2 separate regions of the Homo sapiens genome follow, and region 2 is linked to region 1. A link is a loop called in an ENCODE intact Hi-C map of the cell type or tissue named here. Cell type or tissue: adrenal gland. All regions are shown on one strand. Links, peaks and the distances in the headings refer to the core of each region. The heading gives the core; the rest is flanking DNA.

Region 1 (16,529 bases), core at 4,737-12,736:
GGCTGGGACCCTTGCCCGAAGCCACAAAGCAAGAGTCGGGCAGTGCTAGGCTCCGACGTGGCTCCCAAGCCGGAGCTCTCCCCTGGGCCTCCTATCTCTCCGTGGACTCAGAGTTAGGAGCAACCATCCCTCTCTGACTCTCTCAGCCTCTCCCTGGGCACGGCTGCTGCCCCAAGGGAGCTGATGTGTTTCTGTGTCGTGGGGTCTCTGCACACATGGGCTCTGCCTTTTATCCCGTCAGCATCTCATGGAGGAGAACGCCAGGCCTTGGAGAGGCAGGGGATTCCCTCTTGCCTCGGTGGCAGAAGGTGTTTTCGAAGTTAACTAGTGCTGGTCTGTCATTCCTCCCTGACCCTTTATGGTGCTGTGTCTCTCCTGTCCTCTAACCGAGGAAGGTTCCTGGCCAGCTTCCCGAACCCTCTGAGCCTTTGCAGGTGGTTTTGACGCCGGGTGGCAGCCTGAGCTGCTCGGCCTCATCTGCAGCCCAAGCGTGTGCCAAGGTTGGACGGCTCTCCCCCCACCCCCCAGATCCCCTGGCCCATCTTCCATCCTCCCCCAACCCGCCAGATCCCCTGGCCCATCTTCCATCCTCCCCCCACCCACCAGATCCCATGGCCCATCTTCCATCCTCCCCCCACCCCCCAGATCCCATGGCCCATCTTCCATCCTCTCCCCACCCACCAGATCCCATGGCCCATCTTCCATCCTCCCCCCACCCCCCAGATCCCATGGCCCATCTTCCATCCTCCCCCCACCCACCAGATCCCATGGCCCATCTTCCATCCTCTCCCCACCCACCAGATCCCATGGCCCATCTTCCATCCTCCCCCCACCCCCCATATTCCATGGCCCATCTTCCATCCTCCCCCCACCCCCCAGATCCCATGGCCCATCTTCCATCCTCCCCCCACCCCCCAGATCCCATGGCCCATCTTCCATCCTCTCCCCACCCACCAGATCCCATGGCCCATCTTCCATCCTCCCCCCACCCCCCAGATCCCATGGCCCATCTTCCATCCTCCCTCCACCCCCCGGATCCCCTGGCCCATCTTCCGTCCTCTCCCCACCCCCTGGATCCCCTGGCCCATCTTCCATCCTCCCTCCACCCCCCAGATCCCCTGGCCCGTCTTCCGTCCTCCCTCTCACCCCCCGGATCCCATGGCCCGTCATCCGTCTTCTCTCTCACCCCCCGGATCCCATGATCCGTCTTCCGTCCTCCCTCTCACCCCCCGGATCCCATGGCCCGTCTTCCGTCCTCCCTCTCACCCCCCGGATCCCATGGCCCGTCTTCCGTCCTCCCTCTCACCCCCCGGATCCCATGGCCCGTCTTCCGTCCTCCCTCTCACCCCCCGCATCCCATGGCCCCTCTTCCGTCCTCCCTCTCACCCCCCGGATCCCATGGCCCGTCTTCCGTCCTCCCTCTCACCCCCCGCATCCCATGGCCCGTCTTCCATCCTCCCTCTCACCCCCCGGATCCCATGGCCCGTCTTCCATCCTCCCTCTCACCCTCAAGATCCCATGGCCCATCTTCCGTCCTCTCTCTCAGCTCCCCCTTGGCCTCCTGGGACATGCTTCTAACGTTCCCCACAATTAGCAGACGGTCCTCCTGCTGTTGTGTCTCTGATCAGGCTGTTTTCTGCTGCTCAGATCAGTTTCTTACCCAGTGAAAGCTCTTTCATTCTTAGAGACACAGTCTTACTCTGTTGCCCAGGCTGGTCTCAAACTCTTGGGCTCAAGTGATCCTCCCACTTCGGCCTCCCAGAGTGCTGGGGTTACAGCTATGAGCCACTGTTCCCGGCCAGAAAGCACTTTCTTTAGGAGGAAACGGCTCTGTATGCAGGCAGTTGACTGAGGCGAAGTTTGGGGAATTGGTAGTAGGACCAAGTGAGAGAAGGGTCTCTCCATGGGGTGTAGCTGTGTCTGTTGGCATTTTGGCCAGGAGCGGCCTGCTCAGGAACAGGTACAGGTGTTCCCGGAAGGACAGGAGTGCCACCCTCTGTGCCCTTTGCCCTGGGCTGGCATACATGAGGCCTGTGGGCAGACACACACCTCACGCTGCCCAGGGAGTGTCCCAAAGCAGTGTGGCGGGTACCTGGGGCCGAAGCCAGGGTGACCGGTTCTGCCTTGGTTGTGGGGGCTGTGCCAAAGGGTAGGTGCTTCTCTAGAGTTGGGACTTCGTGACAGCAGAGGCTGCGTGCCACCGAGATCGTGCGTGACGGAGGCAGCAGGTGCCGCGCCTTCTTCCCAAGTTCTCAGCACAGAGCGCTTCCCAAACAGGCCCTCACCACAGTGTTGGCACCTTCCCCAGTTCACAAAGTACATACCCATGTCTGTTTCCCTGGACTTGCCAGGCAGCAGCTCATCCACCCTCCCATCCACCTGTCCACCACGTATCCATTCACCCAAGCCATGCACAAAGACTGGCCTGTGCCACACTGCGCTGAGCCCCAGACGCTACTCAGAGAAGCAGCTCAGCGTAAAGGCCTGGCTGGGACCTAGAGCAGCTGCGGGGACTCGGGGGTGGCAGGGTGCATGGCCCACCTGAGGAAATGCTGTGTGGACTGAGTGGAGTCTCCACACCTGTGTCCGCCGCCTGTGGCGATGGCTCGGTTTCCCCAGATACCTTTTCGAGTCCTATGGCCTGGGCCAAAATGCCCAGCTGTCTCTTTTCCGGCTGGTCGAGTGGAGCCCCCGTGACGTGGTCGTGTCCCTGACGGACGGGGCCCGTCTTGCATCTGCCATTCTCGTACCTCCCCTGGACTGACGAGCACGTGTGGTCACAGATGCTGCAGAAGCTTCGGGAGGACGAGCCGCATCTGGAGACGCCTCGGGCAGAGCTGGACAGCCTGGGTCACACAGACTGGGTAAGGCTCACTCCCACCTGACCGGGCCACTGACGCGGCCCAGCCTGCCAAGGGTCTCTGCCTGGGGGGCCGTGGAGCTTCACCTGGGGCTGAGACCCATTCTCTTCCCCTGGGGCCCAGGCCCGACTGTGGGTTCAGCTCATGCGGGAGCTCCGCCGCGGAGTGAAGCTGAAGAAGGTGCAAGAGCAGGAGTTCAACCCCCTCCCCACCGAGTTCCAGCTCACGCCCTTCGAGATGCTGATGCAGGACATCCGGGCCCGGAACTACAAGCTGCGCAAGGTCATGGTGAGCGGGGCAGACGCAGAGGGGCAGCCTGGATGCAGAGGTCGTGGTGAGCGGGGCGGACGCAGATGAGCAGCCTGGATGTTGGGCAGCCCACCCCAGAGAGCGGCCCAGGGTCCCTGCTCTCTGTGCTGGGTACTGGGTCATAAAATATGGATTAGGGAGATGTGGTCCCAATTCCCACAGCTTGATATCACTTCAGGGACAGTGACCAGGCAGGGAAAGGAAGTGTGGAAGGTTCTGGAGGTCCAGGAATGGCCCCTGGAGGCCACAAGAGCCAAGGCTGTAGGATTTTTTTTTTCTTTTTTGAGACGGAGTCTCGCTCTGTCGCCCAGGCTGGAGGGCAATGGTGCGACCTTGGCTCACTGCAAGCTCCACCTCCTGGGTTCAAGCGATTCTCCTGCCTTAGCCTCCCAAGTAGCTGGGACTACAGGCGCCCGCCACCACGCCTGGCTAATTTTTTGTATTTTTAGTAGAGATGGGGTTTCACTGTGTTAGCCACGATGGTCTCGATCTCCTGACCTTGTGATCTGCCCACCTCGGCCTCCCAAAGTGCCAGGATTACAGATGTGAGCCACCTGCCTGGCCTGGCTGTAGGATATTTTTGCCGTAACAAAACTCATGGAGCCCTTAGGAGGCGCCGGCATGGTTCTTATGATGCCCCTGTGAGGTGTGTGCCACCCCACCCCACCTCCAGATGAGTCCCAGGTGCTAGAGGCTGGGGCAGCCAGGTGGGGACGCGTCAGACCATGGATGCTGTGGCCGCCCAGAGCATGGCCTGTGGATCTGCCGTGCGTTTACCAGGGAAGCAGCTGGGTCCCTGCGAGCAAAGAGTGGGAGGGCGGGTAGGTGCGAAGACCAGGCTGTCCTTGGGCTGAGCAGGCCTCTCCCAGTCGCCCTGCACTAGTGGATGGTCCCTGCAGGGCCTCAGATCAGCCGTCCTCCCCGCAGGTGGATGGGGACATCCCGCCCCGGGTGAAGAAGGACGCTCACGAGCTCATCCTGGACTTTATCCGCTCACGGCCTCCACTGAAGCAGGTGCTGCCCCAGCCTCCTCCTCCTCAGGGGCCGCCCGGGGCCTGGTGCTGTCCTGTAGCCAGCCTGGGAGGTGTCCCAGCACGTCTTCCTGTGGCCAGCCTGGGAGGTGTCCCAGTGCGTCTGCGTCACGGGTGAGGCGGGCTGGCTTCCTCTTGCCTGTGTGCCAGCCCGGGGCTGTGTGGCCCTGGGCCCTTTTTCTGGGAAGGGGCCATGTGAGCCATGCCCACCCCACCCCAGGTGCATGCGGAGCCCAGAGCCCCCTGGGAGCAGCACTCCCTCCGGGTGGGCCTGGCAGGCTCTTCCGACTCCAGAGTGGGCCCGTGTCATGGTCACTTCCCCACCACAGGTCCCGCTTCCCCACCGCAGGTCCCGCTTCCCCACCGCAGGTCCTGCTTCCCCACCGCAGGTCTCGCTTCCCCACCGCAGGTCTCTGAGAGGCGGCTGCGCCCGTTGCCACCAAAGCAAAGGTCCCTGCATGAGAAGATCCTGGAGGAGATCAAGCAGGAGCGGAGGCTGCGCCCGGTGCGGGGCGAGGGCTGGGCTGCCCGCGGTGAGTGAGGGGATGGCAGGAGAAGAGAGCCCTGAGCCCCCGGCTGGGGTTCCCCCATTCCCCTGGTCAGGTTGCACATTGGAAGGTGGCGTCTCCCTGAGGGCGCCTGAACCCATGGAAGACACAGAACATCTTAATTTTTGAGGCACACAGGCTTTTGAAACTCAGATTACTTGGGGATAAAAAATTTAAATTAAATTAAAATTATATATATATATATTTGTTTGAGATGGAGTCTTGCTCTGTCGCCCAGGATGGAGTGCAGTGGAGCGACCTCGGCTCACTGCAACCTCCGCCCCCCGGGTTCAAGTGATGCTCATGCCTCAGCTTCCTGGGCAGCTGGGATTACAGGCACGTGCCACCACGCCTGGCTAATTTTTTTTTTTTTTTTTTTTGTAGTTTTAGTAGAGACGGGGTTTCACCATATTGGCCAGACTGGACACAAACTCCTGGGCTCAAGTGATCTGCCTGCCTTGGCCTCCCAAAATGCTGGCATTACAGGTGTGAACCACTGCACCTGGCCAAAAATAAAAAATGATGAGGCTGGGCTCAGTAGCTCATGCCTTGTAATCCCAGCATTTTGGGATGCTGAGGCGGGAGGATCACTTGAGCCCAGGAGATCGAGACCAGCCTGGGCAATATAGTGAGACCTCATCTCTGCCAAAAATTTCAAAGAAAAATTAGCCAGGTGTGGTGGCACATGGCTGTAATCCCAGGTGCTCCAGGGGCTGAGGTGGGAGGATTGCTTGAACCTGAGAAGTTGATGCCGAAGTGACCCATGATTGCACCACTGCCCTCTAGACTGGGTGACAGAGTGAGACCTCGTTTCAAAAAAAAAAAAAAATCACTTTTTATGCCTCTCATTAAAAACTTTACAAGGCCATTGGAATTTCCTATATCTTTTTTTTTTTTTTTTTTGAGATAGGGTATCACTCTGTCACCCCGGCTGTAGTGCAGTGGCACCATTATAGTTCACTGCAGCCTCAACCTCTCAGGCTCAAGCAATCCTCCCACCTCAGCCTCTCGAGTAGTGTGATGACAGGCATGCACCACCACGCCCGGCTAATTTTTGTGTTTTTTGTAGAGACAGGGTCTCACTCTGTTGCCCAGGCTGGTGTTGAACTCGTGGGCTCAAGTGATCCTTCTGCCTCAGCTTCCCGAAGTGCTGGGATTATGGGTGTGAGCCACCATTCCCTGCCTAACATGATCTTATACCCTATTGTCCTGGTCTTCACCTGTATTTGCCACTCTACATAGTTTACAATAGTATGACATATTTCAGCATTTAGAAGAAAATAGAATAAAAGCAAATTTTTAAAATGTTTTTCTTTTCTTTTCCTTTTTTTTTTTTGAGATGGAGTTTCGCCCTTTTTGCCCAGGCTGGAGTGCAGTGGCGCTATCTCAGCTCACTGCAACCTCCACCTCCTGGGTTCAAGCGATTCTCCTGCCTCAGCCTCCCGGGTAGCTGGGATTACAGGCACGCGCCACCACACCCAGCTAATTTTGTATTTTTAGTAGAGACGGGGTTTCTCCATGTTGGTCAGGCTGGTCTCAAACTCTTGACCTCAGGTGATCCACCCGCATCAGCCTCCCAAAGTGCAGGGATTACAGGCGTGAGCCACCGCACCCAGCCTAGTTCTTCTTCTTTTTTTTTTTTTTTTTTTGAGACAGAGTCTCGCTCTGTTGTCCAGGCTGGAGTGCAGTGGCGTGATCTCGGCTCACTGCAAGCTCTACCTCCTGGGTTCACGCCATTCTCCTGCCTTAGCTTCCCGAGTAGCTGGGACTACAGGCGCGTGCCACCACGCCTGGCTAATTTTTTTTGTATTTTTTAGTAGAGACAGGGTTTCACCATGTTAGCCAGGATGGTCTCGATCTCCTGACCTCGTGATCCACCCGCCTTGGCCTCCCAAAGTGCTGGGATTACAGGCGTGAGCCACCGCGCCCGGCCTAGTTCCTCATTTTTTTAAATGGCTGGCTAGCCCTCAGTTTCCCCTTCTGCAAAGTCAGGGAATTAAGCCAGCTGGTGCACACAAAGCTGTCAGCTCCTGCCTGCTGTCTCCCCGTTCACTGGCCCGTCCTGCCTCGGCTCCCGTCTCCCCAGGGTTTGGCTCTCTGCCCTGCATCCTCAACGCCTGCTCCGGAGATGCCAAGTCCACCTCCTGCATCAACCTGTCAGTCACAGATGCTGGGGGCAGCGCCCAGCGCCCGCGGCCCCGCGTGCTGCTCAAGGCGCCTACCTTGGCTGAAATGGAAGAGATGAATACATCTGAGGTCAGAACCCATGGGGATTCCTGAAAAGAGACCAGGAATGGGAGGATGGGGGCCAAGGAAGTGAGAAGGGCTAAGCTAAGCCGGGGGCAGCAGCAATTGCGGTGTCTCCTGTCCAGGAGCCCTCCCTTGAAACTGACATCCTGCCGTAGGAGGAGGCCTGTGGGGATCGGGGACCCTGCCATCTTGGCCGCTCAGAAGGGTGACTGGGAGAGGGCCTGGGCTGCCTCCTCCCACAGACGATGGAAGGCTGACAGCGGAAGTGCCTCGCTGTCCCAGGCCCCGGAAACTGAGCCCCTGGCTAGTTGATGTGAAAAGGTGGACCCAGCGAGGCTCCCTGCCCACCCTGGCTGCCCTGTGAATGGGACGCTCCTCTCTTCACAGGAAGGGCTGGTGATGGCCTTGTTGGGGGCCATCCCAGAGGGCTCTGCCTCCGTCTGACACTAGACCTGTCCCTTTCCGGAAGGCCTGGGGAAGGGCTTGGTTACTCGGGTGCTTGCCACGAACTGTCCAGAGGCGGGCAGGCTGGGAAGTGGGTGGAGGCTGCCCCACATCGCAGCAGACCCTGCGGCACCCCTGGGTCCTCTGCTTCATTCCAGGCATGGGCAGGAGGCACTGGCGGGCATTGTCAGGGCAGGGCCGCGTCTGGTGTGTCCACAGGAAGAAGAGTCTCCGTGTGGGGAGGTGACGCTGAAACGGGACCGCTCCTTCTCAGAGCATGACCTGGCCCAGCTCCGAAGTGAGGTGGCCTCTGGCCTGCAGTCGGCCACCCACCCCCCAGGAGGGACGGAGCCACCACGGCCCCGAGCTGGCAGTGCGCATGTGTGGAGGCCCGGCTCCCGAGACCAGGGCAAGTGCTGCTTCTCACCCCCGTACCCTCCTTCGCCCCCACCCCGATCCATCCTGTGGGCACCATCCCTCCACCTCAGCCCACATCTTCCTGAGCAGGCAGCTCCCAGGGACCCAGGGAGCTCGTGCCTGCAAGACGGCACCACCTCAGGCAGGCATCTCCTTTTGTTTAACTTGAAAACTTACTAAGTAATGCATATTTATTATAAAAATATTTTTTAATATTTAAAAAGAATTCTCATGATTCTATTACCTAGACATAATTAACTTTGGGATATAGAAAGATAGCTAACTAGATGAGTGATAGACCCTTCTAGTCCTCTGGGAAGGGAGCCGTGTGTCCGTGGGGAGCCGGCTGGGCTCGCAGCACATGGCTCTGGAACCTGAGCCGTGATTCCTTCGACTCCTTTTCGCGCTGCTGAGCACAGAACGATTCTTGCTGGCTGTGCAGGGCTGGTCCTACCACCGTGAGGGCTGAACTTTACGGAGAGCCCTCGCGACTCAGGGTTCTTGTCTCCCCACCACCACATCCCAGCAGGCACGGCCAGGCCTCCTTGTCTGCCTGTGGGGCCAGAGTCTCGGGACAATCGTGTTTGGTGCTTACAGCCCCTTCCCAGTGTTAAGAGGTCCAGGCCAGGCCAGTTCCAAACCTCACACTTACTTAACCTCGGCCTCCCCCACCTGGAGCTGTGCCTCAGCCTCTGGGAGTTGGTGGAGGGAGGGAGGTCGACCCCAGCTCCAGTGTGAGGTGTGGACTGCAGGAGGAGGGTCTGGCTCACTGCTGCTGTGGGACTGCCCATGCCAGCTCATTCTGGGGCTCAGACACGGGGGCCCTTCCGGGGTCCTGTGGACCCTCTATACCACATGGGCCCCGATGAATGTCCTAATGTTGGAGCCACCCTCTTCGCTTTTTTCTTCTTTTTGAGACAAGGTCTTGCTCTGCTGCCCAGGCTGGAGTGCAGAGGTACCATTATAGCTCACTGCAGCCTTGGCCTCCTGGGCTCAAGCAATCCTCCCGCCTCAGCCTCCTGAGTAGCTAGGACTACCGACATGTTTCACGATGCCTGCCTAACTTTTATATTTTTCTATAGAGCTGAGGGTCTCGCTACGTTGCCCAGGGTGGTCTCAAGCTCCTAGGCTCAAGGTTCCACCCGCCTCGGCCTCCTAAGTGCTAGAACTGCCCGTGTAGCTACTGCCCGGCCGCTTCTCCCCTTGACCTTTTGCTTGGTTCCCCTGGAGCCCTCCACCATCTCTATCATCCCCTGGGCACAGTCCTCTTTACCACAGCTCCTGCCAGGCAGTCCTGATGGAGCCTCTGCTCTCCCCCAGGTACCTGTCCCGCGAGTGTCTCTGACCCCAGCCACCCCCTACTCAGCAACCGGGGCTCCTCGGGGGACAGACCCGAGGCCTCCATGACCCCCGATGCCAAACACCTGTGGCTGGTGAGTGAGGGTGCGATTGTCGTCCAGGGCGGCCCAGGGGGCGTCTTTGCACCCACCTTCCCGCCGCCAGCCAGGTCTGGGAGATGGGTCTGAGCACCTGTCTGGGGGGTGTGGCCTGAGCGTCCGTCTGGGGGGGCGCGGTCTGAACATGGGGCACCAGTGGTGGAGCTGCTGGTCTGGGGCCGTGGTCTCTGCTGCCGCCTGCTGGGGCCGAACCGCACTGCACTGCGGCCCCGGAGCCTGGTCCCTAATTGAAGGGTTCAGTGTGGGGTTAGGGCAGACGGTGAACCTGCGTGCCCTGTGCCTGGAGGTCAGTGTGAGGGGGGTTCACTGGGTCGAGACCTTGACTCTGGCCGTGACGCCGCCACGGTACTGCTCAGCCCCTCTGCCCTCGGTTTCTTATCTGACCTGTAATTGTGAAGAGCTCACCTTTGCTGACATCTTGAGGCCCACGTGGACCTGAGTTCTGGTGCAGGATTTAATCAACTGAGGTAAGGGGAGTGTGCGGCCCGTGGGCCACGGTGGCAGCATGCAGGTGTTGGAGGGATGTGAACGGTGTGGTTGCTGTCACTATTTGAGGTTTTATCCAGCGGCTCAGATGAGAACAGATGTTAAAATGCTTTGAGAACTATGAGCCTTATATAAATGCAAGGCACTGTGCGTATCCCCACCGAAACGCAGGGCCTGCCCTGTTAGCCTAGGTCGTATCCCACCGAAGGCAGGGCTTGCCCCGTTAGCCTAGGATTAGCTATATATCACTGCATCAAAAGTTACCTCAAAATGCAGCATCTTAAAATAACAAATATATATTATCTCACAGTTTCTGAGGGTTGGGACTCCGGCAGTGTCTTAGCTGTGTGGCCATGGCTCAGGGTCTTTCGTGAGGCTGCAGTTAGGATGGCAGTGGGGCCTGATCTCGACTGAAGGGTCAAATCGGGGCTGGAGGAGCCGTCTGAAGTGGCGTCTTCACCCAGCTGTGAGCAGGAGGCGTGAGTCCCTTGCTGTGTAGGCCTCTCTCGGGCTGCTTGGGGATCCCCACAGCGTGGTGGCTGGCGTCCCCCAGAGCACGTGGTTCAAGAGTGAGCGCAGTGAAAGCCACTGAGTATTTATGACCAAGTCCAGCAGTGCCACATTGTCCCAACTCACTAGGAATGAGTCACTAAGTCCAGCCTATTCTCAAGGGGAGGGAGAGAATTAAGGCCCACTTCTTTTTTTTTTTTTTTTTGAGACAAGAGTCTGGCTCTGTCGCCCAGGCTGGAGTGCAGTGGCGCCATCTCGGCTCACTGCAAGCTCCGCCTCCCGGGTTCATGCCATTCTCCTGCCTCAGCCTCCCGAGTAGCTGGGACTACAGGCGCCCACCACCGCACCCGGCTAATTTTTTGTATTTTTAGTAGAGACGGGGTTTCATCGTGTTAGCCAGGATGGTTTCGATCTCCTGACCTCATCATCCGCCCTCTTCGGCCTCCCAAAGTGCTGGGACCTGACCTCGTCATCCGCCCTCTTCGGCCTCCCAAAGTGCTGGGATCACAGGCGTGAGCCACCGCACCCGGCCAAGGCCCACTTCTTAAGGAATTAGAGGACACATTTAAGATGACCACAGGTCACATGAGTGGTTCTTTAGCTCTGAAGTCTCAGAAGTGCTTTCTGAAGGGGGGCTACTGAGCACCACAGAACCTGGCCTTCCATCTGCCCTGGGCTCACAGCCTCACCTGGGGAGCAGGCGGCCCTTCTCTGTACCTGGCGTGAGGTCTCCTGGCCACGGACGTTGTTGGCGTCACACCTGTGGCACCTGAGGTGAATTGTTCAGATGGAAACGGCACCATCAGGCAACTGGCAACAGAAGCCTAAAGCCCTGGGTGCCTCAGGTCAGAGGAAGGAAGGAATGCAAGGGCCCCGCTCCCCCCAATGCCAGGAGCGTGTGTTCACAGCTTTAGACAGGACAACCCACTGCAAATCCAAAGCAGAAAACATGGTCCAACTCCATCTCTGTGGCACCTTCATAGATGGTGCCCACCTGCCTTGGCAGTGATGACCGACACTGCGAACGCTGTGCTGGCAGTGTGTTTAAGGGCTTTAACTGAATCATCTCGATGGAGCTGAAATCCAGCCCCATTTTACAGAAGAGAAAACTGAGGCTTAGAGAGATCAGGTGTCAAGTTCTATGCCAAGCACAGGGAAGCAAAAACAGGACACACTCAACATAAGGTGGCCCCAGGAATCAGTGGCCAGGACACGGGAGGTGTGCTGAGCGCAGATGGGCAGATGCAAGCTGAGGTGGCCTGTTGGAGGGTCCTGGACCTTCCAGAAAAGAGGACATCAGCTGCTCAGGGAGGGAAGGTTTGAGATGGATTCTGGCTGGTGTGGATCAGCCCATGGTGTGTTTGCAGGCAGGGACACCTTGAACAGACATGGGCTGAGGGGAGTTTGTGTGGAGCGTGGCCAGTGAAGGCTGGGCTGGCCGGCAGGGTCCGCTGGTCATGGGAGGCCTGGCCTGCAGCAGCAGGGCCCATCAAAGACATGGGGATGGATGGCTGATGGACAAGATGGCTGATGGACAGCGTTTTAGAAGGTCGCAGGCTTGTTTAGGCTGAGGCCAGGGAGGGTTAGGGTCCTCAGGGAAGGAGAGTAAGCTAGGGGAGCCTCCTGCATAGAAGACTTCCTACCTGAGGCCGTCCCCTAGGAGTTCAGCCACCCCGTGGAGAGCCTGGCGCTGACTGTGGAAGAGGTGATGGACGTGCGCCGTGTGCTGGTGAAGGCCGAGATGGAAAAGTTTTTGCAGAACAAGGAGCTCTTCAGCAGTCTGAAGAAGGGGAAGGTGAGGCTGCCTAGACGTGGGGCTACGCTCTTGCCCGCTGGGTCAGGGGCGGGTGCCGAGAGGGCCAGTTCCCAGGACTGTTTGCTCATGATCTGGTTGGGAGCCCTGAGGGGGTAGCAGGGACAGGGCGGGACCCCAGGGAGCTTTGGACAAAGCGGGGCTCTAACCAGTCTCTCCTGACAGATTTGCTGCTGCTGCCGGGCCAAGTTCCCGCTGTTCTCGTGGCCGCCCAGCTGTCTCTTCTGCAAGAGGTGAGCCTTCCCTTTAGCTGTCAGTTCACAAGGGAAGGAGGAGGCGAGAAACCTCGGGGCAGTACCGCCCACAGAACTTCCTGTGATTCCAGGAATGTTCTAGCATGTTCGATGGCTGATGAGTCCACAAGATATGGTTAGTACGAATGAGGAGTTAAATTTTAAATTGTATTTAAATTAAATTAAATTTAAATAGCTAAGCAACTCCCAGTTTCAGCCAAGATGGGGTAATAGGCATCTTCCACAGCCAAGAACAAACAGGATGTGAAACAATGGTTTTCAAGACAGCAGGCAACAAAAAGGAAACACAACGGGGCAAGCCTGCCATCACCACAGTCATTGCCTGGAGAGTTTCTAGGTCATGAGCCACAGCTGCCGGACTCCCCAGATGGAGGAGGTCAGGCTGAGAATCCAGGGAGACCACAGCAGCTCGAGTCCGCCGTGTAGAACTCCAGAGGAGAGGGCTGCGCCGAGAAAGCCTCAGAGAAGGTCCCCCTCTCTGAAGGAAATGACTGAAGGCTGCAGAACATTTATCCTAAAGCAGAGATTGGCAGACTATAGCCACGGGCCAAATCTGGTCCTCGGCCTGTTTTGCAAGTAAAATCTCACTGGACACAGCCACACCCATTTATTACTCGCTCAGCCACGCCTAAAAGGTTTATTCTCTGGCCCTTTACACAAAAAATTTACCTTCCCTTGTTCTAAAGATCTGAAGGGACGGTGCTCAGGGGCAGGAATGAGTAACATCGGTTTCCACCGGCCACAGGCAGAAATGTCATAATTCACAGGGCACTAACTGGAATGCACACAAAGGACTCGCCTCACTAACGTGGAGTAAGTAGCCCAAAGTGATTGTTGCTCTAGGCCTGACTGATACATCATAAAAGCAAGACCTGAAAGGATCAAACTGTTCACAAGTATCTTAACTGATTCTGAGAACAAAGCTCAAGAATAAGAATTTTTTAAACATCAACAAAAAAACAAACCAGTACTCAGCAAGATAAAATGTGTGGCATGCAAAAAACAAGACAAAATTAATTACAATGTATTGTGGGTTTTGTAACACGTGTGTAAGTAGTGTTGATAACAGCAGTTAGCATGAAGGTCAGGGAGAGGGGAAAATTGGAAGTATACTTTTTTTCCTTTTTTTTTTTTTTTTTTTTGAGAAGGAGTCTCGCTCTGGCGCCCAGGCTGGAGTGCAGTGGCACGATCTTGGCTCACTGTAAGCTCCGCCTCCTGAGTTCCCACCATTCTCCTGCCTCAGCTTCCCGAGTAGCTGGGTCTACAGGCACCTGCTACCACTCCCAGCTAATTTTTTGTATTTTTAGTAGAGATGGGGTTTCACCATGTTAGCCAGGATGGTCTCGATCCCCTGACCTCAGGATCTGCCCACCTCTGCCTCCCAAAGTGTTGGGATTACAGGCGTAAGCCACCGCGCCTGGCCAGAAGTATACTATTTTAAGGTTCACTATGGTAAGGTGAATCACTATGATAAGGTATAGTAAGGTATTATACACGCTATACAAATATTACTTAAAGGTAGACTGTGATAAGTTAAAGATGTATACCATAAGTCCTAAAGCAACCACTAAAATAAAACAGTTACAGCTAATAAGCCAACAAAGGAGATAAGATGGGACCATAAACAGTAATTAATCCAAAAAAAGGTAGGAAAAGAAGGAGAACAAACAAATGAGTCAAAAACAAAACAAATAGCAAATGACAGCCTTAAACACAACTGTATCTCGCATCACATTAACTGTAAGTCATCCACACGACCCAAGTAAAAGTTAGAATTTCCCAGACTGAATAAAAAAGTAAGGCTGGGCCGGGCGCGGTGGCTCACACCTTGATCCCAGCACTTTGGGAGGCCAACGCTGGCAGATCACGAGGTCGGGAGATCGAGACCATCCTGGCTAACACGATGAAACCCTGTCTCTACTAAAAATACAAAAAATTAGCTGGGCGTGGTGGCGGGTGCCTGTAGTCCCAGCTACTCGGGAGGCTGAGGCAGGAGAACTGCTTGAACCTGTGAGGTGGAGGGTGCAGTGAGCCGAGATCGCGCCACTGCACTCCAGACTGGGCAACAGAGGGAGACTGTCTCAAAAAAAAAAAAAAAAAAAAAAGGTAAGGCTGGATATGGTGGATATGGTAGCTCATGCCTATAATCCCAGCACTTTGGGAGGCTGAGGTGGGAGGATCACTTGAGCCAAGGAGGTCAAGGCTGCAGTGAGCTATGACGGTGTCACTGCACTCCAGCCTGGGTGACAGAGCAAGACCTGTCTGGGAAAAAAAAATCACCTAATTTTATCTGTAAAATTATGTATATTTCTGTTGATATATGCTTGGAAAAGCCTGGAGGATGGAAACCATTACTAGCAGGGATCACTTCTGAGCATGTGGTGTCTACATTTTAATTCTCTCATGTTTGAATTTTTTTTTTTTATTTTTTTGAGATAGAGTTTCACTCTTGTTGCCCAGTCGGAAGTGCAATGCCGCGATCTCAGCTCACTGCAACCTCTGCCTCCCAGGTTCAAGTGATTCTCCTGCCTCAGCCTCCTGAGTAGCTGGCATTACAGGCATGTGCCACCACACTTGCTAATTTCGTATTTTTAGTAGAGATGGGGTTTCTCCATGTTGGTCAGGTTGATCTCCAACTCCCGACCTCAGGTGATCGCCCACCTTGGCCTCCCAAAGTGCTGGGATTACAGCGGTGAGCCACCACGCCCAGCCTTGAATTTTTTTTTTTTTCTTTTTTCTTTTTTGAGATGGAATCTCACTCTGTCACCCAGGCTGGAGTGCAGTGGCACAATCTCGGCTCACTGCAAGCTCCACCTCCCGGGTTCACGCCATTCTCCTGCCTCAGCCTCCCGAGTAGCTGGAACTACAGGTGCCCGCCACCAGGCCTGGCTAATTTGTTTGCATTTCTAGTAGAGACGGGGTTTCACCATGTTAGCCAGGATGGTCTCGATCTCCTGACCTCGTGATCTGCCCATCTCGGTCTCCCAAAGTGCTGGGATTACAGGCTTGAGCCACCGCGCCCAGCCTTGAATTTTTTATAAGAAGGTATTTATTTTTGAAATCAGATATGGGAATTAAAACAAAATTGAATCACTGTTTAAAACTGAGCATCTCAGTTGAGGCCCCTCTAGCTTCCATGGTGCTTTTATGGTGAGTAGTGTCAGGTACACACCAATGTCTACACGTCTTCTTAGAAGGAATCTTAGATGTCTTTCCAAGACAGTGTGCAAGTTTTTTTTTTGTTTTTTGTTGTTGTTGTTGTTTGCTTTTTGTTTTTTTTGAGACAGAGTCTCTCTCTGTCACCCAGGCTGCGGTGCAGTGCCATGATCTCGGCTCACTGCAACTTCCGCCTCCTGGGTTCAAGCAATTCTCTGCCTCAGCCTCCCGAGTAGCTGGGATTACAGGTGCCCGCCACCATGCCCGGCTAATTTTTTGTATTTTTAGTAGAGACGGGGTTTCACCATCTTGGCCAGGCCGATGTTGAACACCTGACCTCGTGATCCACCTGCCTTGGCCTCCCAAAGTGCTGGGATTACAGGCGTGAGGCATCGCGCCTGGCCGACAGTGTGCAGTTTTTAAAGACCCTTGTAGGTTTTTGTTTTTAAACTTTCCAAAAGTATGTGACCCATCATGGCTTGGTTCAGAAAGACCCATCATGCCTTGGTTCAGAAACAAAAATCTGCTTAAGAGGGACTTTTACCACCATTTTTTTTTTTTTTTGAGACAGAGTTTCGCTCAGTCCCCCAGGCTGGAGTGCAGTGGCGTGATCTCAGCTCACTGCAACCTCCACTTCCCAGGTTCATGCCATTCTCCTATCTCAGCCCCCCAAGTAGCTGTGATTACAGGTGCCTGCTGCCACGCCCAACTCATTTTTGTATTTTTAGTAGAAACGAGGTTTCACCTTGTTGGTCAGGCTTGTCTCAAACCCCTGACCTCAGGTGATCCACTTGCCTTGGCCTCCCAAAGTGCTGGGATTACAGGCGTAAGCTACCACATCTGGCCCACCACCACTATGTTTAAACCTTACTCTATATCCTACCACTTGGCAATAGAAAACTTGGCAGGAGAAAACTCCTGGAGCCATCCTTCCTGAGAGAATGCCAAGGAGCACATATATTTTGGGTGGATACCTAAGTATAAAGAAAAGCA
Region 2 (8,000 bases), core at 1-8,000, 120 kb before region 1:
TGCCAAGGGATACTGCTCATCTGTGGAGCAGAGGCACAGACAACCCTTCCCATCTGGCGGGACCCAGAGGTGCTGAGATGGGGGTCTGGGAAACACTGCCCAGCCCTGACCAGCCCTGTGGGTGGAGGTACCTGTAAAAAGCGAAAGGCAGCAGCCTGGTGTGCTGATCCGGGGCCACACGGAGGAGGAGCCGCCCCAGCCTGAGGTCTGCAACACCAAGAAGTGGCTCAGGCAACTCTGGACATCTCTGCCTATTATCAGTGCTGGGGACACCCCTGGGGGTCGGGACGTGTACCCTGGGAGGCCTGGCTGTGGGGATAGTGTGGGGCGAACAGCCTGAGCTGAGGATACCCAGGTACCTGTCAGCAGCTGGGAGAGGATGGGGGGGTCGACCTCTTGCAGGAGGGTGGGTGTGGTGCAGAGAGAGGCAGTCCCCATGATAGGCCCATTGGTCCTGGGGTTGACCAGTGAGCCAGTAAATTATCTTATTGCTTTAAACAAGTTTGTGCTTAATCTGTCCCAACTAAAATGGAGCTTATAAACTTACTTAGCAAGGAACCTCAAGGAGGGCTCGTTCTTAACCATTTGCAAGATGCCTCTGAAAAGAGCGGCCCTCCGCATTTGTGCCTCAGCAGCGTGTTTCTTACCACTCTCTGTCAACTGAAAGAGTGCCAGCCAGGATATCTTCCTCTTCTCTAAACACTCGAGGATTGCTGCACAAACGTGGAAAGCCTTTGGCAGGTCTGTGGTGCTCTGTAAACCGCAGGAGACCAACCCTGAGAATGGCCGACCTGGTGCTCCCATGGGTAGGAGGGTACAGCCCTCAGCACAGAAGAGGGCATTTCCTCTTTGCTTATTGTAAGTCTTAAAACTGGTGACAGTTTTACCTATAGAAGGTAATACTGGGCCTCTGGACAGAAGAGGCTCAGGTAGGAGGCCAGGGACTTCGAGCACCCACACCAAGGCTGCTGCACCACGTCCTCAAATAAGACATTAAAAGAAAGGCCCACAGGCCGGATGCAGTGGCTCATGCCTGTAATCCCAACACTTTGGGAGGCCGAGGTCGGCGGATCACTGAGGCCAGTTCAAGACCAGCCTGGCAATATGGTGAAACCCCGTCTCTACTAAAAATACAAAAATTAGCCGGGTGTGACAGACTCACGCCTGTAATCCCAGCTACTCGGGAGGCTGATGCAGGAGAATTGCTTGAACCCAGGAGGCTGAGGTTGCAGTGAGCTGAGATCACACCACTGCACTCCAGCCTGGGTGACAGAGTGAGACCCCCATCTCAAAAAAAAAAAAAAAAAACCCACGGCCTGGGAGTTCTCACTCACACTTCCGCAAACACAAGGAGCTCCTGAGCTAGTCTGGAAACCCTGACTTGGAAGCTGGCTGCCTGGTGCCCCTGCCTGGCCCACAGTGGGAGAGGACACCTTGGCTGGTAAGGTCTGACTTACATTTGAGGTCAGATGTGACGACAGCAGGCCCATCAAGGAGAAGAAGAAAAGGAAAACCAATAGCTGTAAATAAAAACGTGCACTTATTATTACATTAAAATTACCTGTGCTGTCATTCTAAATAAGGCTGACACATTCCTCTTTAATTGAAATTTTTTACATCTAGGCCATAAATCCTTTAAGTGGATCTTAGAAAACTTTCCAATCACTTCTAGAGAGACAGCTTAATTGAGAATTAATTACTACTGGCTGGGTCATTTCACACTTGCCTTTAAACAAAGCTAGAAACAGTTTGAAAAAGTGACAAGAGCCAGAAAGAGAAGACTGCTGCGGTCTCCTTGGCTGTGCGCAGTCCCAACTCAGCATCATCTCCCTGCAAGGCCTCCTGTCAGAAGTGTTTGTAAAATCCTTGAAGATAAGCCCACAGGCTCCAGCCTAAAGTAGGGCCTGACTGGGCAGGGTCTCTGTGGACACTCCTCGCTGCACACTAGGGTCCTAAGGCCCTGGAGCCACTAAAATCCCTTCTAACAAAACTACACAAGAAACCTGAAGACGTACTCAGAAGAACCCCTGCAGGGTGGTTATAATCACCAAAACCCTGGGCGCTGCTGTCGATCCAGCTTTGAGCTGGTGTAAGTTGTGTGCTGACATGGCACCTATGCGTTGCGGATCTCGGGCTGGGCACAGAGGGCTGCTGCCTCCAGCTCTCTTGTGGGATGCTTGTTTCTGTTCCTGTTCTGCACACACCACCCTTGGCTCCCTGCACAGAGAGCTGTGTGGGTGTCACTGGTCTTGTGGGGGCAGTCAGGCTTTCCAGGGTGCAGCAACCAGGTGGGCAGTGGGTCTGAGTCGAACATGGTCCCTGGCCTGGAATTCAAGAGCAGCCTCTCCCACTCCTTTCCCTATGCCTATGGCTGCAGACGGTCCCATCCTTGCTGCCTCTTGTCCCCAGCACCCCAGGTCTGAGCTGTCTCACTGCAAGCTTATCTGGGGCTGTCCCTCAGCACATGAATCAAGGCTACTGCAGCATGAACACAGAAGGCACCACTTGAAGGCTGACAGCATTTACGCTGGGCTGTGATGAGGATAAAAATAAGCTGAAGAAACGCACTTCAAGCCTGGGCAACACAGTGAGACCCCCATCTCTTTTAATTTTTACTTTAAACAAATTTTTTTTTTTTGAGACAAGTCTCGCTCTGTCACCCAGACTGCAGGGCAGTGGCGTGATCTTGGCTCACTGCAGCCTCTGCCCCCTGGGTTCAAGTGATCCTCCTGCCTCAGCCTCCTGAGTAGCTTTACAGGCTATGGGATTGTAGGTGCGCACCACCACACCCGACTAATTTTTGTGTTTTTAGTAGAGACAGGGTTTCACCATGTTGCCCAAGCTGGTCTCAAACTCCTGACACCAAGTGATCCGCCTGCCTCGGCCTCCCTAAGTGTTGGGATTACAGGCATGAGCCACCATGCCTGGACTACAGACCCCCATCTCAGAAAAAATTACAAAATTAGCCGGGCATGGTGGCACACACCTGTAGTCTGAGCTACTCCAGAGGCTGAGGTAAGAGGATGGCTTGAGCCCAGAAGAGGCTGCAGTGAGCTGACTGCACCACTGCACTCCAGCCTGGGCGACAGTGAGACCCTGTCTCAACTACATACAACCATTTAAAAAACTGAAATTATTATTTTTACTAGTAAACTTGATAGTCAAAGTCTTACTCCAAGCCAGCTGGGCGTGGTGGCTCACGCCTGTAATCCCAGCACTTTGGGAGGCCAAGGCGGGAGGATCACGGGGTCAGGAGATCGAGACCATCCTGGCTAACACAGTGAAACCCCGTCTCTACTAAAAATACAAAAAAAAAAAAAAAAAAAAAAAGTCTTGCTCCAAGCCACATATTTGTCTTTAGAAAAACAGTTCATCAGACAAGCCCAGAGAAATAGCACTGATTGAAACCAAGCTTGCGAGAAAATAAATCAGTAAAAGAATTTCCTATCTTGCCTCCTCTCTCTCGCAGTCCAGCTTCTTTAGCTGCTTCCTGATGTTTTCTTCCCTGACTTGTTGAATCGCAAAGTGCAGTGCAGCAGCTGAGAGCCAGTCCGGGTTGGGTGCTGGGGAGGCAGCCTCAGGGGAGAGGAAACTGGGACAGAGAGAACGGGGTCATTGCAGGGCCTTACAACCATACAACCACGCCATAGAAACCAAGTCCTTATTCCCACCTGTCACCTTTGGGGCCTGCCTTTCCATCAGAGGACAGAGAAGGGTTTCAGGACCATCAGAAACTAGGTCTGCATCCCCCAGGTCCACGTGAGAGTGTGGGCAGGTGCTGGTGCTGCCCCCACAGCATCCTGGCGTTCTGAGAGCTGCTGACTGAGCAGGCAGCTGGCCTGGTCCTGTCTACCTTGCCCTGTGCTCTTGGGCCCCAGCTGCCTACATTTTGGAAGAAGAGGCCTCATTTTCCTCAGTTGCCCATGCCTGGCCCTGTGGATCAGGCATTCCCTCCTACAACAGAGAACAAAGGACTGCCTGGCTCTGGCCCCAGTGTGGTGTCTGAGTTTTCTGGCTGGTTAAAAAATTGGTAGGAAATTAATGAAACAATGCTGTGGTTTAAGAGACTTTAAATAAGCTGGGCATGACGGTTCACATCTGCAATCATAGCACTTCAGGAGGATCGCTTAAGCCCAGCAGTTTGAGATCTGCCTGGGCAACACAGTGAGACTCAATCTCAAATAAACAAAAACGAGGCAGGGCGTGGTGGTTCACGCCTGTAATCCCAGCACTTTGGGAGGCTGAGGCAGGCAGATCACCTGAGGTCGGGAGTTCGAGACCAGCCTGACCAACGTGGAGAAACCCTGTCTCTACTAAAAATACAAAATTAGCCAGGCATGGTGGCTCACGCCTGTAATCCCAGCTACTCAGGAGACTGAGGCAGGAGGATCGCTTGAACCTGGGAGGCGGAGGTCATGGTGAGCCGAGATCGTGCCATCTCACTCTAGGGTGGGTGACAAGAGTGAAACTCTGTCTCAAACAAAACAAAACAAAAAACAAAACTTCAGACAATCTGATCTGTGTTTGTAGAATTAGAACTGGAGGTGTGACCTGCTTTCTCCTTTTTTGAGATGGAGTTTCTCTCTCATTGCCCATGCTGGACTACAATGGCATGATCTCGGCTCACTGCAACCTCCACCTCCTGGGTTCAAGCAATTCTCCTGCCTCAGCCTCCTGAGTAGCTGGGACTACAGGCGCACACTATCACACCCAGCTCATTTCTGTATTTTCAGTAGAGATTGTTTCACATGTTGGCCAGGCTGGTCTCAAACTCCTGACCTCAGGTGATCCACCTGCCTTGGCCTCCCAAAGTGCTGGGATTACAGGTGTGCGCCACCGCGCCGGGGCCCTCTTCTCTTCTTTCAGCAGACGGCGAGCAGCCAAACCCTGAGGGGACCCGGTGTGGCATCAGTGATTCAAAACTAGTCACAAAGTAAGGTGTTCTCCAAGGAGGCAGGATGGGTACTAGCAGTGCCCTCTGACGACCCCTTAAGAACACGGCACCCACATTCAGCAGGTGGAGTGGCTGTCAGCTCTGTGGTCCTCAGAAGGGTGTGTGAGCCTGGATTGCGCCAGGAGCTTGATGGTTTGCAAGGACCCGTGAATATCTGACTGGGGTCGACAGGTCAGGGTAGGCTGAGAATCTGCATCCCTGAGGTCCCCATGACACTGACCCTACCAGCACGCGGTGCACTCTAGGAGCCCACATTAGATTTAAGAGGAAGGGGAGCAGGTGCAAAGGAATCACTCGAGCTCCTCACTCAGACGGGAGCCTGGGAGAGGCCGTTCCTCACTCAGACGAGACACTGGCAGAGGCTGTTTTTTTTTTTGTTTTTTTTCTGGACAGAGTCTTGCTCTATTGGCCGTTGGAGTGATCTCGGCTCACTGGAAACTCCACCTCCTGGGTTCAACTGATTCTCCTGCCTCGGCCTCCCCAGTAGTTGGGATTACAGGCGCCCACCACCACGAGAACTCGGTTCTTTTCTCCCTGCTCACACGAGAGGCTGCCCACACCGCTTCTCTCAAGCAAGCCAGGGTGTTTAGGAGATGACCTTGAGCAGGTCCCGAAGTGCATCTGGGCGGGCACACCCCATCTCACCACCCACACGTACTCGCTGGCAAACTGCCGGCCTTCTTGTAGCTTCTGCAGTTCCCGGGGCAGCGGGCTCTGGCAGTGTCTCCTCCACCGGCAGAGCAGCACAGGCTCCAGGCTCGGCCACCACACCTATGGAGAGAGCACCAGCACACAGATGAGGGTGGCTGAGATGGACACACCTCCGCTGCCCCAGCCATGACAAGCCCCCAGTGCTCCTACAGGCCACTACAGGCCCACACTCGCCCTGCGCTCTGGAACTCCAAAGCCAGTATTTTTTACGTCAATTAAGGCTCAAAGCAGTTCCATGAGGCATTTATTACCCACACTCATGGAAGACGTGGAATTTGGAGAAGGAAGAGCCTGGCCTAACGCAACAGTGAAGGGACCACACTCCCCTGAGCTGGGAACGAAACAGTGAAGGGACCACAGTCCCCTGAGCTGGGAATGAAACAGTGAAGGGACCACACTCCTCTGAGCTGGGAACAAAACAGTGAAGGGACCACACTCCTCTGAGCTGGGAACAAAACAGTGAAGGGACCACACTCCTCTGAGCTGGGAACGAAACAGTGAAGGGACCACACTGCCCTGAGCTGGGAACGAAACAGTGAAGGGACCACACTCCTCTGAGCTGGGAACAAAACAGTGAAGGGACCACACTGCCCTGAGCTGGGAACGAAACAGTGAAGGGACCACACTCCTCTGAGCTGGGAACAAAACAGTGAAGGGACCACACTGCCCTGAGCTGGGAACAAAACAGTGAAGGGACCACACTCCTCTGAGCTGGGAACAAAACAGTGAAGGGACCACACTGCCCTGAGCTGGGAACGAAACAGTGAAGGGACCACACTCCTCTGAGCTGGGAACGAAACAGTGAAGAGACCACACTGCCCTGAGCTGGGAATGCCTGGTCCTTGGATGCCCTCAGCTGAGAGGTGGCGTTCTAAACACCGAAGAGTTCATTTCTCACGAATTCCACCAACTGAGCTACAACTCGGTGCAAATGCAGCCTGCTTGGGGAGCTCCCTGGGGAACATGCCGTGCTGCGGAGAAAAAGGCCCTCCTGTCCCTGATGACCGAGAAGGAAGGGCGACAGCTGTGGTCTTCAGGACTAAGTGAGCCGCCAGGGAAGTGAGGGAAATGCTGCCCTCCTCCCACTCTCGGGACCCTGGGCTGCTAGGGGAGCCTGCTGAGCTCTGGCGGGAGCTGAGGTGAAGTCTCTGCTCCGAAGTCCCAAGAAAGCATAGTCAGGCGCAAGTGGGCCACAGTCATGCTCTCGTGACGGGGCACAGGCAGCCACCGTACAGCCTCCAGCCAGTGCACAACCCAAGACCGTGAACAAACAAGCCCTGCACCCCTGTGGACATGAAGGTGCCCGTGGGGTCTGAGTGGGGTCCACAGGGGAGAAGTCCTGCGGGTGCCATGGTGACGGCGGTGGGGGCAGGGACGGTTCTGGGAACTCAGGATGTGCGGCCCTCATCTGCTATGAGCTGGCATCTTTAACTGTGGCTTCCATGTCTCCTGATGCATTTTCCCTGAGATGGTAACACCCGTGATGGAGACGTGCTGCAGAGATGCCAGAGGCAGCTGTGGAGTCTCCCACTCATCCCCAAAACAAAACACCAAACAAGACAGCTGACCCACCAGAGCAGAGGTCAAAATTAAGGGGCATTTCGTCTGGCACTTGGCCAGTATGAAGTCGACCATCAGGGAGGGGTCTCTGCTCCGCAGACAGGCGTTCAGGAGGCCCTGCAGGAGAGAACGCAGCAGGAGGTCAGCGGTTTGTGAGGACCCACAACTAGTAGAGTGAAGGAACTCACAGGAAGCTGACAGGAGGATCCACCCACGGCGTTCTGAGAAGGCCACGAGAGGGGCTGAGGGAGCATCTCACCCTGAAGAAGTGGGCAGTGATGTCCTGTGTCAGGGCACCTCCGTGGGAGCAGAAGTTTCTCTGCAAAAGAGTTCAAGGCAGGTAAGAAAAGCCCACAGGAAGAGAGGCGAGACCAACATGCAGAGTGGCTGCTGTGGATTCAGTTTTGAGAAAAACACTCGCTAAGGCTTGGCGTGGCCACCATGGATGGTGCTCCTGGGCTGACCGGGCCTGGCGCCCTGGCTGTGCTGTCCTGAAACTTAACGGCTTCCCTGGGCGGCCAGATCCTGCAGCCCACCAGCTCTGGCCCAAACAGTCTTGTAGGCTCCAGGAAGAAGCCAGGGAGGCACAAGCAGCCGCAGGGAAGGGGACGCACCCGGAGCGTAGAACTGTGGTGAGGACGACACTAATACCAAGGGCCAACCATCCTCTGGTCCCTTCACTAACCAAGTGCTGTCTATGGTGTTTTCCTGTCTGTCGGCTGTCACGTGCCAACTGAGAGCTTTCTGAAAAACAGCCATTCATAAGAATTCAAAG

What was found. Peaks named below come from ENCODE experiments on the same cell type or tissue, not always from the same donor. Only the 100,000 strongest peaks of a DNase experiment are listed, where the experiment ranks them.
Region 2: a loop joins it to region 1, with 2.3 times the contacts of the local background. A loop is called at or near these places in 53 of 110 quality-filtered maps.

Annotation. Positions count from the first base shown.
Region 1 is chr16:89,851,503-89,868,031 of GRCh38, forward strand. SPIRE2 (spire type actin nucleation factor 2) reads left to right here. Exons shown (of 15, transcript NM_032451.2): 4 at 2,784-2,864; 5 at 2,985-3,149; 6 at 4,098-4,184; 7 at 4,611-4,734; 8 at 6,836-7,005; 9 at 7,663-7,852; 10 at 9,181-9,293; 11 at 11,974-12,108; 12 at 12,292-12,359. Among named protein-coding and RNA genes, the nearest start is that of TCF25, 14 kb to the right of the region's middle. RefSeq lists enhancers at 2,454-2,954, 2,955-3,455, 9,566-9,655, 12,758-12,837, 12,898-12,987. In adrenal gland, for the core only: a CTCF peak has its summit at 9,501 (motif pointing left); DNase peaks (open chromatin) are centred at 9,509 and 12,306; H3K4me3 peaks cover 699 bases; H3K27ac peaks cover 1,188 bases.
Region 2 is chr16:89,739,347-89,747,346 of GRCh38, forward strand. It overlaps ZNF276 (zinc finger protein 276), which reads left to right. Exons shown (of 11, transcript NM_001113525.2): 11 at 1-1,579. FANCA (FA complementation group A) reads right to left here. Exons shown (of 43, transcript NM_000135.4): 34 at 7,485-7,544; 35 at 7,238-7,342; 36 at 5,613-5,725; 37 at 3,454-3,592; 38 at 1,458-1,520; 39 at 648-753; 40 at 132-207. Among named protein-coding and RNA genes, the nearest start is that of ZNF276, 22 kb to the left of the region's middle. RefSeq lists enhancers at 1,292-1,461, 1,704-1,873, 1,989-2,158, 4,123-4,292, 4,789-4,958 and 1 more and a silencer at 2,292-2,492. In adrenal gland, for the core only: no CTCF peak of the experiment used is centred there; a DNase peak (open chromatin) is centred at 3,798.